Regions from separate parts of the Homo sapiens genome. Here region 2 is linked to region 1. Evidence: chromatin loops called from intact Hi-C (ENCODE). Cell type or tissue: Caco-2. All regions are shown on one strand.

Region 1 (8,000 bases):
ACTTACCAAATTTTCCTTGACTCGTTATGCTTTTGGTGTTGACTTTAAGAATTCTTTCCTAGCTCTAGCTCCCAAAGATTTTCTCTTACTTTTTTTCCTAAAATCTTTATAGTTTTACATTTTACATTTAAGTTTGTGATCCGTTTTGAGATACTTTCTGTATAAGGTGTGAGGTTTAGGTAAAGGTGGGTATTTTTGGTTTGGTTTTGTTTTATGTTTGTTTTGCCAATGAATGTTTAGTTGCTCTGGCCATTTGTTGAAAAGTCTGTCCTTCCTCCGTGAAATTGCTTTTGCAACTGTCAAAAATAAATTGAACATATTTGTATTAGGTGGATCTATCTCTGGGTTCTCTATTCTGTTTCATTGATCTAGTGTTTGTCTCTTCACTAGTACCCCACAGTCTTGATTACCATAACTATATACAGTAGTAAGTCTTGAAATCAGGTACACTGATGCCTTCTACTTTATTCTTTTTTTCAAAATTGCTTCCATTATATCAGTCTCTTTGCATTTTCACATACATTTTAGAATATTTGTCTTCATCTACAAATCTATTGCTGGGATTTTGGTAAGAACTGTTTTAAACTTGTGTATCAAGTTAAGGAAAAGTCACATCTTACTATGTTGTCTTCCAATCCATTAATGCAGTATGCCTCTCCATTTATTTAGATCTTCTTTGGTTTTTTTCATCAGAATTTTTTAGTTTTCAGCACATAAGTCCTGTATTTGTTTTGTTAGAGTTATACCTAAATATTTCATCTTTCAGTAAGTGTAAATGGTACTCTATTCTCAACTTTGGTGCTCACATATTTATTGCTAGGACATAGAAATATAAATTATATTTTGTATGCTAATCTTGTATCCTGTTATCTTGCTGGACTCACTAGTTTTAGGAGGTCCTTTTTTTTTAAAGATCTCTTGAGATTTTCCATTTACACAATCATGTCATTCATAAACAGGAACCAATCCTTTTTCATCTGTATACCTTTATTTTTATGTATTTTTTTGAGATGGCGTCTTGCTCTGTTGCCCAGGCTGGAGTGCAGTGGCACAATCTGGGCTGACTACAACTGCCGCCTCTTGGGTTAAAGCGATTCTCATGCCTCAGCCTCCTGAGTACCTGGGATTACAAGCGTGTGCCACCACATGTGGCTAATTTTTGTATTTTAGTAGAGACAGGATTTCACCATGTTGGCTAGGCTGGTCTCGAACTCCTAACCCCGAGTGATCCACTCACCTCGGCCTCTCAAAGTGCTGGGATTACAGGCGTAAGCCACCACACCTGGCCCATCTGTATACTTTTAATTTTATTTTCCTGCCTTATTGCCCTGGCTAGCACTTCCAACACTTTGTTGAATAACAGGAGTGAGAACAGACATCCTTGCTTTGTTCGTGGTATCAGGGAGAAAGCATTCAGTCTTTCAACAATAACTATTTTAATGATAGACTTTTTTTAGATGCTCTTCATCAATTTGAGGAAGTTTCTCTCCATTTCTAAAAATTAAGAATTTGAAGAGTAAAGAAGTTCGAATATTATAAATCTTATAGTTTATTATTTTTTACCTTAAGAAATTATAGAGCTTCTGTTCTTGCTAGTTAGTTATGTCTTCAGGACTTATGCAAAACAGGGTAACCCAGAGTGATAGACATCCTTTTTATTGATGTTTCATGATTTTAAATTTCATTCTCTTTTTTCTTTGCGTACTTGACTTTGCTTTTCTTTTTCTGACTTTTTTCTTTTAAAAAGTGCATCAGTAGACAATACTTCTGTGTTGTAATTGGTCAGTGGAAGACTTTTAATTCATACTTTAAAATAATGTATGCTTACAGGGAATATATATTTCAAAGAGCTATCTGAAAATTAGTTTCAATTGGAATTCAAACTAATCTTTATTTGATTTGTACTTGCCTCATTTTCACTTTAAATTTTTAATTACTTTTTAAATTTTTTGAATTTTTGAATTTTGAAATACTTTTCAGTTTTAATTTGAATGTGCAACTTTACTTTCTTCTGTAAAATTTAATATTGCCAGACCAACTCACTTGGATGTCTACTTTTATGAAATAATGCCAGCTTTTCCATTCTTCCTATACACATATAATTAGGTCTTTCAGTATTTTAGTCTTTTCAATATCCTAGTGTCCCTAAGGAAGGGAGTGATTGAAGTTTACCACTTCCTATGACGTTAATGCTGAACTTAAACATCTTCAAGGCAAGGTGTGAACACAGAACAAATATATCTTCAAGTTATGAGCAACAGCAACAACAAAAAAACTAATTCACACAGATTTACTCTATTGTAACCTACCACGTCACCCAGCAATATAAAATTGTTTTTGTCATTATATATACTTCTGTATCATCATTTAGACTCTAAGCACCATGAAGGCAGGTATCATTTCTTTTTCATTTACCTCATGTACATGAGGCACTCAATGAATATTTGTCGAATGACTAATTTCTGATGACTGTGTGGTATTCCGTTGTTTGGACACACCATTGTTTAGTTAAGCAGTCCCTTTCTTTTGGACATTTAGGCTGTTCCTAGTTTTTGCAATAATAAACATGTAACTAATCTTTCCAGCCCCTCCCACTTTGATGAGTCTTCTAATTTTAAATTGTGTCTACATTCGGCTTTTGGACATCTATATTTTTTGATCATTTATCGTGCTTTGTCATTTTAATTTCTCTACTCTCTGGTTGGTTGGATATTTATGTCAAGCTGCTTAACAAATGAGCATATGGCATTGCTTTACTGCTTTACTACAGTGTTGGGAAGTCAGAATAGTGTTAGATGATGAGCCCTTTAGAAGAATTTAGAAAGAAGTTGACTAGAAAAGATGTAAAAGTTGTGAAATATATAAGGCCAATTTAGGAGATCACAGAAAGATGGTTCCACATTGTGGAGCATCTGTAATGTTGCTCCTGCAGCGATTGGCTTTGCCCATACCACTGAAAGAAGCCTCATCCCATTCTCAAGTGCTTTCAGAACAGCTGAAAGTGTAATGGGATCCACACCGCATTCCTATCAGAAGGTCCAAAGAATCTCAGCACCATCATTTATATACCTTTGCTGAGTATCTGTTATGGTCCAGAAAGGTTCTCTATTGGGGACTGTGGAGAGGCACCTAGGTACCCAAAACACAGTGCTTGTCCTCAAGTAATGAAGGAATTTACACTGGGGATGGGGAAGTAAGACTGAAGCCCTATGGCATTATGGTCAGAGCTCATGCTCCAGAAATGGACACACTTGGATTGGAATCAGGCTTTTTCTTGGTTGTATGACTTTGAGCAAGTAATCTAATTTCCATAAAGCTCAGTTTATTCATCTAGAAAATGGAAATAATAGTGTCAAAGGTTATTTTGAAGAATACATGGAAAAATGCATTTAAGACTCTTAGAAAAAAGTTTGGCATGAGGTAGGTGTATATTTTTTCTTGAAAAAGAAAAACGGGCACAAAAGACAGTGTGGTATCATGTCAGAGATAACATAGGATTTGCGGTAACAGAGACTACTTAATGGCTAGTGAGAGTGAGGAGGATGTTATGGAAAAATGTAGAAAATCACTTGCATCTTAAAGAACAGTTAGGATTGCAGGTGGCTGAGGGAAAAGTAAGGAAGATATTCCAGAGGAAGAAACGGCATATGCATAGGCAAGGGGAAGAATGCAGGCTGTGTTCATGGACTGTAGGGAGACAAGATGGCAAGGGTGAAGGCGGACTGAGATGCGTGCGTGCCCCTGATGAGCTAATCATTTGACTCCTTAAATATTTGACATTTTCTAGTGGAAGAGTAAAGGAAAGAATGGTTTTCTATTAATAAAATAGGTATACCCAAATAGTTCTTTCTTTATTTTCAAAATAAGATGTCTGTTATATGCTGGGAATGCAACATGACATTTTAACCTATTTGGACTTGTCTTTCATTTTTTAAAAAGCACTCATAATTGGATATGATTAGTCATACGCACCACGGATAGAGGTCATTTCCGTGGATACCGGCACTTGATCTCTTTGCTCAGGGTATATTGTGTGCTTTTATGGGAATGGCTCTTGTTTACATTTTACCAATGAGTAAGGAGTTTGAGGGTAGAAACCTGAGTTAACCGGCGCTGTATTTCTAATTGATTAGTGGTGTTTCAGTGCCCCCTATGGGATGGTGCCAGGGCAGTTGTCTCATTGGATATCTGCATAATTAGACTCAGGATGAAGGAGAGGAATAGAACCTAGACCTCAAGAGGTGGTTAGGGCCAGATCCTGGGGAAACTTGACTGGCTGGGTAAAAAGGTACAGATTTTAAATTATTAAGCAAAGCGGTCTATAGAAAGGCTGTTAAACAAATGCCCAAGATGGAACTTAGGAACATTTTATTTGGTGGTGAAGTTCATGAGACAATGAAGACAGGAAGCTGATGTGGTGGTCACTTTAGAAATACAAGTGTGAAGTCCTAAGTGCTGGCCTTGGACAGGAGTAAAGTGAATGGGAGGAAACTGAGAACTGTAGGCAAGAGGAAGAAAGAACTGATGAACTGGACGACTGATTGCATACAGGAGGCTGGGAAGAGGGAGCATGCTGAGACAACAGAGATCTTGAGTCTCGTTGACCTTCCAGGTATGTCTGTCACCTACAGCCTATAACACTCATAATTTATGTCCTCTGACACATAAAATATAACAGGTTATTTTCTACCTCGTAGAAACCAAACCAAAGCTTAAATTTCACAAGCAAAACTTGTTTTTCACTCTATACAACATTAATTCTTTTATCTTCTTTTTCTCATTGAATAGCTCCAAAATAAAATTTTTTGGGTTGCCAAACTTATAAGAATTCCCTGTTTTTCAAAACTTTCTATTTTAAGACCCCTTCCTTGCAATAAAATATGGCTGATTGAAGAGGCATTACATAATAGGTAATTGCCTAAAACATCTGTAGACTTTTTTTTTTTTTGAGATTTAGATCACTTCTGTAATGTATGATAAAAATGAACTTAGACTTACTAATTTGGAACTTTTAATAATTTAGGCAGGAAGAAATTTCCATTGTAATTCTCCATAAAAAAGTTTTTCCTCCCTTTTCACCTTTTTTCAGTGGTGGAATGTTTAAAGTGGATTAAATATGAGAATGAATCATTAATTGCATTTTAGAAAAGTGCTTAGTATACTAAAAACACCTGTCCTCTGCATATACAGAAACTGCAGTGCACAAACAGGCAGAGAGGTTAGATGTATTTAGCCAAACCTGAAGCAATAGTAAAAATCATTAAGGCCATTAGTTCACCTGAACCACTCCTCAACCTCCCATAAAAACAAGAAAACGGCCGGGCGCGGTGGCTCACGCCTGTAATCCCAGCACTTTGGGAGGCCGAGGCGGGTGGATCATGAGGTCAGGAGATCGAGACCATCCTGGCTAACAAGGTGAAACCCCGTCTCTACTAAAAATACAAAAAATTAGCCGGGCGCGGTGGCGGGCGCCTGTAGTCCCAGCTACTCGGGAGGCTGAGGCAGGAGAATGGCGTGAACCCGGGAAGCGGAGCTTGCAGTGAGCCGAGATTGCGCCACTGCAGTCCGCAGTCCGGCCTGGGCGACAGAGGGAGACTCCGTCTCAAAAAAAAAAAAACAAAACAAGAAAACCTTGAGTAAAACCAATCAATGTCTTTTCTCTGTTTGGTAAAGTCATCAAAGTAAAGTTTTTTGGGTCTGTTTGTCATATATATATATATATATATGCACACTTTATATATATAACAAAATATATATTTGTCAGATATGTATAAATATATATGACATATATGTCATATATATAAATATATATGACATATGTGTATATATATATATATACACACACACTTTTTTTTTTTTTTCGAGACAGAGTCTAGCCCTGTCGCCCAGGCTAGAGTGCAAGCAGTGCAATCTTGGATCACTGCTACCTCCGCCTCCTGGGTTCAAGCAATTCTCCTGCCTCAGCCTCCCAAGTTAACCAGGATTACAGGCACTTGCCACCATGCCCAGCTACTTTTTGAATAGAGACGGGGTTTCACCATGTTGGCCAGGCTGGTCTTGAACTCCTGACCTCAAGTGATCTGCCTGCCTCGGCCTCCCAAGGTGCTGGGATTACAGGCTTGAGCCACTGCGGCTGGCCTCATGTATATTGTTTAATGGGATCATTATGTCATTCATTTCCCTTAATTCAAGTTAGAAATAGCTTGATATTTTTATCAAATGCACCCCGTTTCAAAATATTTTGGCATTTTTTTTGTTTTCACTGATCTTAAAGGATTTTTCCTAACATGAGCAGACCTTATGAAACTGTTGTAAGTATATGAACATACTCAACAAAATAAGTTCAAGTAGACATCTTAAAAACGTATTACTGGGCAACACTTATTGACTTATTTCTAGTTAGCAATGCACTTAAATAGTATTTCTTTAAATAAAACTTCTTGGTTCTAATTTTTAAATTGTTTAAACTGATCTACCCCGATGAAAAGAAGGAATTAAAAAGCAAATATGACTATACCAACAAATATACATATAGTTACATATTCACTTTCAATGAACGCTGACATTTAAAAAACACCATACGGCACAAACATAAATATGTGTGTGTGTATAGGTGTGCTTAACAGTGGTACAAATTTCCAGTCACCCCAGTCAAAACATCTGATTTAAATTTGTTCCTTCTGCTGAATGCCAGATATGCAGGTTAGGATCAAGTGAAATGAGCCCATTTCAATAAAGTCTAGAACTAACCAGTGCCCTCATATTTGTGGTACACATTAATTTTTTTAAGTGAAGCATAGTAGAGAATCAAGAATGACGTTTTTCTTTGTTCCTTCACTTTATGTTGTAGATTTGATGGTACTCTCATACATGTAAGGGTAAAATTACCTCTTTGCAATGGAAAACAAAATTTTTTGGATGTGGAAGCACCCAATAAAAGCAATGCCTATTTCCACACAGTCTAAGTTGAAAACAATTTCTCTGGATAACCAAAGTTGCTTAATTTTCTATACCATCCAGCCATTTGCTAAACCAGTGGTAAGCCCAGTCCTAGAATGTCTAATTAATGATATTATGAGAAGATACATTCTATCCCAAATGAGTTTAGCTTGAACTGATAAAATTCCTGTGAATCTAAGTACCTTCCCAGATTCTTATGAATCTAGGCAAGCATCTCAGATGTCAGCTCCTTAAGGACAGGGATTTTTGTCTCTTTATTCACTTCTGTATCTTTGACTCCTAGAATAGTTCCTGGTGCACAGCAGGTACTCTTTATGTATTTGTTGAATTAAATCAATGCAATTAAATCTTGTGCCTGGATTGCTCAGAATAGTTTCCTTGACTTAGGGAGAATTTAGTGAAGTGATGTTTAAAATATTATTATAGCATGTTACAGTTGAATGGAAGAACCAACTAATGTAATGATTCTTAAACATTGGTCAGCATGGTTAATGGAGGACAAAAAAAATTATAGGAAAAGATCTCTTGCTAAGAATAAGATTGCCCACAGACAAAGGCTGAGAGAGTGCATTCTCCACTGGACTGTAGTACAGACTAGGGAAAGTGGGTCAGGATCGGGAACATCTGTGAATGGGAGGGCAGCGGGAAAGCTTGTCCTATAGAAAATTAAAAAACAAAAAACAGAGACACTTCCTGTGCAGCACAAGGCCTGTGGGAGCCTGGGGCTTGTTGGTTCGTAAATTTGACCACTCTCTGCCTTCCTGGCAATTCCCATTTAGTAAACCAAAATTCTAGGGACCAAAATGCACATGACTTGTAACAATAGGCACAGGCTGATGTTTTGTCTCAGCATTAGGTGTTGTCAGATTTGAGCATGTGTACAGTAGTGCAGATACATACTATATGTTGGGTATCTATCATGCTATTATATTAAGAACTCAAAGTCACGGAAATTAACTGTAACATTAAATCACAGTTTAAAAGGTATTGGAATTTGGGAAAGATGACCCTTTTAGATATGCAAAGGTTTTAAGATTAAG
Region 2 (8,000 bases), 840 kb before region 1:
GTGTCTGTAATCCCAACACTTCGGGAGGCCAAGGCAGGAGGGTTGCTTGAGGCTAGGAGTTTGAGACCAGCCTGGGCAACAAAGTGAGAGCGCTGTCGCTAGAAAAACATTAAAAAATTATCCAGGCATGGTGGCATGTGCCTATAGTCCCATCCACTCAGGAGGCTGAGGCTGGAGGATGACTTGAGCCGAGCCGAGCCAGGGATGTCAAAGCTGCAGTGAGCTATGATTGCACCACTGTACCCTGGGTGACAGAGCAAGACCCTGTCTCTATAATAAAAAAAAGAAAACTGAAAGTTTATGTATAGGAAGATTATGTATAATCAGGAAACACTCCCTGAACAGGAACAAGTCTAGTCTGGAAGTACTGGAAGTAGAATAGGATGATGCAACCACTGTATATAAGCAGGGACACCTGCAAACACACACACACACACACACACACACACACACACACACACAACCCACAAGGTGAGTCCCCACAGAATGCTAATTTTAGCTATGCAAGGAAGCTCATTATTTTAAGACCCCAATGTGTGTTATTTTCTAGACTCGCCCCTTCAAAATATGATTAGTCATGGAAATACTGGATAGAAGAGGGTGGTTTCCCCAGCAAAGGTACCACCCTCAAGCCTGAATACCTGCGGCCCTAAATAAGGACAGACATTCCTGTTTTTGCACCCAAAAGTTGCCTTCTGGCCCACAACGCCCCCTGTCCTGTACCCATATAAACCCCAAGCCCCAGGCTGGGAGAGAAGAGAAGGAACATCAGGAGAAGTTTGGCTGGGGATGGTCAGAGAATCAGCAGCTAGACAGCCAAACTCTAAGGAAAGATCATCTTTTCACTCCATCTCCTGTCCAGCTCCCCATCCATTCCACTGAGAGCCATCACCACCACTGAATAAAACCCCCACATTCAGCCTTCAAGTTAATGTCGGACCCAATTTTTTGGGATGGCTGGACAAGAGCTCAGGATACAGAAAGTTGTCATGCTGGCCCCCTGCCCTTGCAAAAAGGCAGAGGGCCCACTGACCTGGTTAACCCTTAAGCCATCCAGAAGGGCAAGACTAAAAGAGCACACTGTAACATGCACCCACCTGGGCTTTGGGAGTCGCAGACACCCACCCCTAGACACTGCCATGGGGCCAGAGCCCCAAAGCAGTCACTCTGGTTCCTGCACCTGCCATCTTCATGATCCTCCTCCCATAAAAGGGGTTTGAACTCACCAAACAGAGAGCCACACTCCTGTCGCATGTGTTGAGAAGGGGTGCAAGGGAAGTCTCCCATTTCAGTTATATCATACTTCCCAGCACTGGCTCACAGGCCAGTGCATAAGAAGGCCATCCCTTCTTATAGCCCTGCTATGGCACTGAGACTTGCTCGACAGGAAGTAAAGAGCGAGGATTCTTTTTCATATATTAAGAGGTGCTCAATGTCCAGAGGAACCTTCCAAGTAGAGAACTCCTAAAAACAATGGATAAAATATTAACACCTCCTTTAAGACAAAGAGCTAAGCTGGTAGGAATGTAAGATAAATTCTTGGACACCAGAAACAGTAAGAAACTACTAGTCTATTCAGAGGGGAACAGGACCACCAGAAATAGAGTTTGCCCTGGGTGCCTATGTTTATTTAGCTTTCATGATCTAGGGGTCTACAATTTTTTTCTGAAAAGATACAATTTTAAAGATAATATTTTGGGCTTTGTGGGCCACATATGATTTGTCACTTACTTCATTGTTGTTGTTTCTTAGCAACAGTTTAAAAATGTAAAAGCCATTCTTAGCTGAAAGGCCACACAAAAACAGGCCACAAGAAGGGCGTGTGCTGCTCCTACAGGAGGAGCTCAGAGACAAAGCTCAGGCTCAGAATCAGAGACTCCAGCACAAAGCCAGCACCCAAAAGAATTGACACCCTTCGTGGGTAAACTGGAAAAAAAAATATGCTTACCAGAAGGAATTGATATAAGTGTTTACCAGTGTTGGCCTTGGTTCTAGTTAAAAAGGGAAAAAGATAAAGTCTCCTCCAACACCCCAAGATACCTTAGCCATAGACAAGCCTTCTCATGGGCTATGTATCAGAATCCAAGTACTTATACGACCTAAAAACCCAAAGTACGAATTTAAACTTATTGCAAACTGATAGTCACATTCAATGTTTAGTAGAAATGAATGCATATATCCTCACTAGAGGAATACTGTTTAAACCAGGTCTCAAAGGAATTCTCACAAACCAAGTTTGAAGGAATATAAACTCACCACCAAAAGCTCAAAATACATAAGGAAACAAGTCACAGTGAGGAAGAGGGTTGCAGAAAGATTGATGATACGAGAAATAATTGGTTCAAGATATAGGGTAAGTGTTCTAGGGAACCCTACAGGTGATTCTAATGCACCTTGAAGGTGTTATTGTTTTTAGAGACAGGGTCTCACTCTTTCGCCCATGCTGGAGCACAGTGGCACGATTATAGATCGCTGCAGCCTCAAACTCCTGGGCTCAGGTGATCCTCCTGCCTTAGCCTCCCAAGTAGACCTGAGACTATAGACCCATGCCACCATGTCCAGCTAATTTTTAATGTAATTTTTTTTTTTTTTTTAAGAAACGGGGTCTCACTGTACAGGCTGGTCTCAAACTCCTGGCCTAAAGCAATCCTCCCACCTCAGCCACCCAAAGTGCTGGGTTTGTAGGCATGAGCCACCATGCCTGGCCTCATCCTAAAGTTTGAAAACTACCATTCCAGTCACTTCAGAGCTCAATAGCACAACTACCAAAATCAAAGTAGGAAAGCGGGACAAGTAAAATTGTTTATTTGGTTGGTCTACTTTGATCTTATGGTAATGAACTTGGAGGAGACTAAATTTCACCTATAAAATGATGGCTTGAGACTAAAGAAGAAATAATCAAGCCTGTCCTTATACTTTACCCACAGGGTCCCATAGGAACCAACCCTGACCTCTGTCTCCCACTCACCTCTATCTGGACACTCTCCACCTGACTCACAGGGCTGCAGCCACACTGTGTCTGCTGGTTTAACCATGTATCCTGGGGACCTAGAAGGAGCTCAGGGAACATCGTTAAACTAGTAACTGAATGAATGCTGGAGGCTCAGCTTTTTAGCCCAAAACACCAAGTCCAGGCTGGCATATTAATGGAAAGAACTGCCTGCTGAGGACTTGCTGCTACTGACTCTGAAGAATAACAGTGACACTAAAATAAATGCATAGTGCTTATCATCACTGCTGTCATCTTAACGTTAGTAATAATAGTGAACATTTGCATGGTTACTATGCACCAGGCACTAGTCAAGTGCTTTGCATGCATCATATCATTTCGCCCTTACCATAACCCTTTGAAGAAAGTACTATTAGTACCCCATTTTACAAATTCTGATCATGAAGCTTAGAAAGTAGCTTGCCCAAATCACACAGCCAGTAAGTGGCAAAACTGCTCATTAATCCGTTTTCTGGCTCCTAAAAGCTGCTCTTCACCACCATGATATATTATCCTCCCTCATCTGAAAAAAGAAGCTGACAGGTTTCTGTCTTTATCTCTGTAAAATAAGATGAAAGATATTTAAATTTAAATTTAAAAAAACAAGTCTGGTGTGGTGGCTCATGCCTGTAATACCTGCACTTTGGGAAGCCCAGAGAGGAGGATTGCTTGCAGCCAGGAGTTTGAGACCAGCCTAAGCAACATAGCGAGACCCTGTCTCTACAAAATAATAATAATAATAATAATAATAATAATAATAATAATAATAATAATAAAATAAATTAGCTGGTGTGGTGGCACGCACCTGCAGTCCCAGCTACTCAGGAGGATCGCTTTAGCCCAAGAGTTTGAGGATCCAGGGAGCCATGATCACACCACTGCACTCTAGGCTGAGTCCAGAGCAAGACTCCAAAAAACAACCACAACAACAACGACAAAGCACCTTTGCAGTAGAGAAATATAATAAACACTATCTCAGTCAGGTTGTCAAAATTAACATCAACAATGATGCATACATAAGTATGTAGCCTTGATATGATGTGATGAGAATGTTACTGGGGTTTTCCTCCCAAAAACCCATAACACAATCCTGGTAGAACCATGATAAAAACACCAGACAACTCCACACCGAGGAACATTCTACAAAATACATGACCAGTATTCCTCAAAAACTGCTAAGGTCATCAAAAACAAGGCAAGTCACAGAAACTGTCAGAGACCAGAGGATCCCAATGAGACAAGGTAATTAAATGTAATGTGATGTCCTCAATGAAATCCTGGAACAGAAAAAGGACATTAGGGGAAAAGTTACAATGATAGTGAAATCTGAGTAAACTCTGGAGTTTAGTTAATGGTAATGTACCAATGTTGATTCCTTAGTTATGACAAATGTACCATGGTAATGCCAGGTGTTAGCAACAGGAAAAACTGAGTGATGGAAATACAGGAACTCTCTGTACTGTCTTTGTAAGTTTTCTGTAAATTTAGAACCATTCTAACAGGAGTTTTTTTTTTAAGGAGATACTATTATCAAATATAACAACCTATTGAATTATTAGAAGCAAAGAATTCATCTCTGATGACACTGTGGAGTGTCCTCCGTTGGAAATTTTAGGAATAAAACAGAAAGCTCAGTACCCTGAAGAATTTAAATGTTAGTCTTCTTGAAACATAACACTGAACCAAATTATTTCTTGACATCAATTATATTTTAAGACTATACATTTGTGATTTTTATTAATTGTTACAATGACTCTTCAACACTGAGTAACTGGAAAATTTGCCAAATGAAAAGTTAATCTTTTGTAATTATATGTCAGAGTTATCACAAAAATAATGAGTAGGTGTCTCAGCTACGGCACAGTAATTACATTAAACATTGGCTGGGTAAAGAACCAAACGTTACAGAACGCTTGCTGTTTGTGTTGGTATTTATGTAGTTGAGCTGTTTCTCCCAGTAGGGGGCTCTGTTGACCATCAAATGGAAAAGATGCCCTGGCGTTAGGGAACAGAGTTTTTTGGATTCTACTTTGATTAGCGTTTGTAGGGGTAACTTTGAGGAAGAAAAACCTTTCACAAATCTTCTCCAGTTAGAAAGGAAGATTAGACAACACCAACTAATGTGGTTGGGGGTAGAGGATGTTTCAGAGAAGAAAGAAGGTATATTGGACCATACCAGAAAACAGAGACCTTCAGAATGCTCTTAGGCCTAGATATTGCTGAAACCATATATGCTCAAATGAAAAGCAGGTTTGAAGTGATAAAACTAGAAATGCCATATCCCACTTTCAGGATATGTGTTCCTGAAAGGTAATATTGGAGAAATGTCCTTCTTATACATTTTTTAATTGAGATAAGGTCTTGCTTTGTTGTTCAGGCTGGTCTTGAACTCCTGGCCTCAAGCAATCCTACCTTGGCCTGCCAAAGCACTGGGATTACAGGTGTGGTCCATCACACCTGGCCAAAGAAATATTCTTGAAGTATCACTTACATACTCATTGATTGACCACTAATGCCCTATTCCACATAGCATTTCACAAGATAGCTCATGCATTTAATTCTTTATCTAAATGCAGGAGCAAGAGCAGCCTCTACACACACACACACACACACACACACACACCCACACCCACACACACACATACACATTGACCCAATAAAAAATTTTAATGATCTCCCATTTCTATAAGCCCAAGTACAGAAGAGAATTCTTGATTGGTTTCTAAGTCCTGCTCTACCTAGCCTCTGACAACATCTCCAGAATTATCTTAAACCACTTTCCCACTCACTCTGTGTGTTCCAGCCCCACTGGCTTTAACATCTTCTATTTCTAACATGCAGAGCACCATCCACTACAGGGCCTTTGCACAGGTTTTCCACACAGCCTTATTGGTCTTATCCTATTCACCTCCTTCTATTTAATGCCAATTCATTCTTTGGATCTCAGCTCAAGAGCTTTACCTTGAAGAAAACTTCTCTCACCCCTGGATTAAATATCCCAGTTAAACGTTTACATAGCACCTTGTACTTGGCCATTATAGCTCTAATGACAGGTCTACTCCATGTATTAAACAATGTTTAGTATTGATAGTTTGCTTATGTGGTTGTCAGATTAATACCAATTCTCCAACCTAGATTGCAAATTACTTGAGATTAGGATCCATGTTTTTATTCTCCATGTATCCCAGTACCTAGCATAGGACCTGGCTTAGCACAGGTTTTCAACATATATTTGTTGAATAAATGATTGAAGGAATGACCATGCCACACACACATTCTCAGGAAAAACAACACTTGGATTTCAGAATGTACTACTTCCAATGGGGAAAAAAAATCCTGCTGACTTCAGAGGGAGTAAAGCCAGAAAGACAAGCAATAAAAGATGGTATCTTTGCCCAGAATGTGTAGGTTCTCTGACATTCACTGCCTTACCAAAGCCCATCCTGTTTTCTGAAATGCTGAGTCAGGTTATTTGGAGAAATTCTTTTGGCAAAAAAAACCTCTTTTTTGTTTGCTTGTTTCTATAAGCCAGGGAACACCAAATATTGCCAGTAAACCACCAGAAGCTAGGGAGAGGCACGGAACAAATTCTCCTTCAGGACCCTCAGAAGGAACCAACCTTGCTGACACCTTAATCTCCTCCAACTTCTAGCCTCCAGAACTATGAGACAACACATTTCTGTCATTTAAGCTAAAAAACAATTTAATGTGATAAAATATAAATATAGATAGAATATATACAATGTATCTTAAAAGAATCAAAGCAGTGACAAGATAGGAAGGAAATACCAGACCTACCATGAAGAGAAGTCAGCATCCCAGAAGCACAAATGAAGACAGAAGCTTCTTTTCCTCTGAGAGTAGTTATCCACCCTAAAAATACTGGATTTTCATTTTAGTGGCCTCCTGGCACTGGAAGAAAAAAATCAACTCCCAGAAACCACATAAAATCGAAAGCCTAATAAGAGATTCACCCCTTAAATAATCTGTAAAGACCCCCCCCCCCATAGACCAGTCCTAGCACAGAACCACAACCTCAGTTAAACTCTCCTGAGTATCCTGTATTTTCCAGGTAATTTCAAGGCTTAAATTTAGTTTAAAGTTGTCTTAAACTGGTAGTGCCTCTAGATACCTTGCAGAATCAAATACAAATACTTTCTGGGAAAAAAAAGCCAATTTCATATTAGGCATCAAAAAATTTGTCCAAAACTAAGCCAAAAATAGCCAGATACACAAAGAAAGTAGATGTCATAAGAAATATCTGGCAGAATACAGACCACAGAAACAGAACTACAAAGACTTCAAGTCTTAGAATTATATAAATTAACTGTATTAACTATATTTAAATTTTTTGTTTAAAAATTAATAACATCTGAAAGGAAGGAGAAACTATGAACTGACATATATTTTTACAATTTAAAGTATAAAACAGTTTTTGAAAAGGATCAAATGGAACTTTCAGAAAAAAAGTAATAAAATACCAAAATTTAAAACTCAGTAGATGAATTGGTTTATTAGCAGATTAGACACAGGTGAAGAAAAAAATTAATATACTGAAAAATAGTGGGGGGACAACTATTCACAATGAAGGACTGAGTGACAAAAAGATTGCTGATACAGAAAAAAAGGTAAGGGACATAAAGAATACCACAAGTGTTTAATGGGTATCTCTGAGGGTAAGAAGGAAAAGAATAAGGCAGGGACAGTATTTAAAGAGACAATGAAGATTTTCAGAACCAATGAAAAACACTATTCACAGAATCAAAAAGCCCAGTGAATTCAAAGCAACAGAAATTCATAGCACCACATACACATAATAGAAAAGAAAAAAACTTAAATCAATAATCTAAGCTTCCCCACAAAAATTAAAATTAAAAATAATCTAAGCTTCCACCTCAAAAACCTAGAAAAAGAAAAGCAAAATAAGTAGAAGGAAGAAAACTATGAAACTACAAAAAATTAGAAAATCAATGAAATTGTGAAGATGAAGAGCTTCTCAAAAAACATTTCA

The links. Hi-C counts contacts between places; a loop is a spot of excess contacts. Peaks named below come from ENCODE experiments on the same cell type or tissue, not always from the same donor. Only the 100,000 strongest peaks of a DNase experiment are listed, where the experiment ranks them.
Region 2: it touches region 1 in a loop (5-fold over the local background); 4 of 110 quality-filtered maps call a loop at or near these places.

Annotation. Positions count from the first base shown.
Region 1 is chr4:140,008,960-140,016,959 of GRCh38, reverse strand. All of the region lies in intron 1 of MAML3 (mastermind like transcriptional coactivator 3), which reads left to right. It overlaps LOC124900783 (a long non-coding RNA gene), which reads right to left and starts at 5,325. Exons shown (of 3, transcript XR_007058278.1): 1 at 1-5,325. In Caco-2, a CTCF peak has its summit at 4,135 (motif pointing left); a DNase peak (open chromatin) is centred at 4,139.
Region 2 is chr4:140,848,174-140,856,173 of GRCh38, reverse strand. No RefSeq gene overlaps it. Among named protein-coding and RNA genes, the nearest start is that of TBC1D9, 96 kb to the right of the region's middle. In Caco-2, a CTCF peak has its summit at 4,945 (motif pointing right); a DNase peak (open chromatin) is centred at 4,973.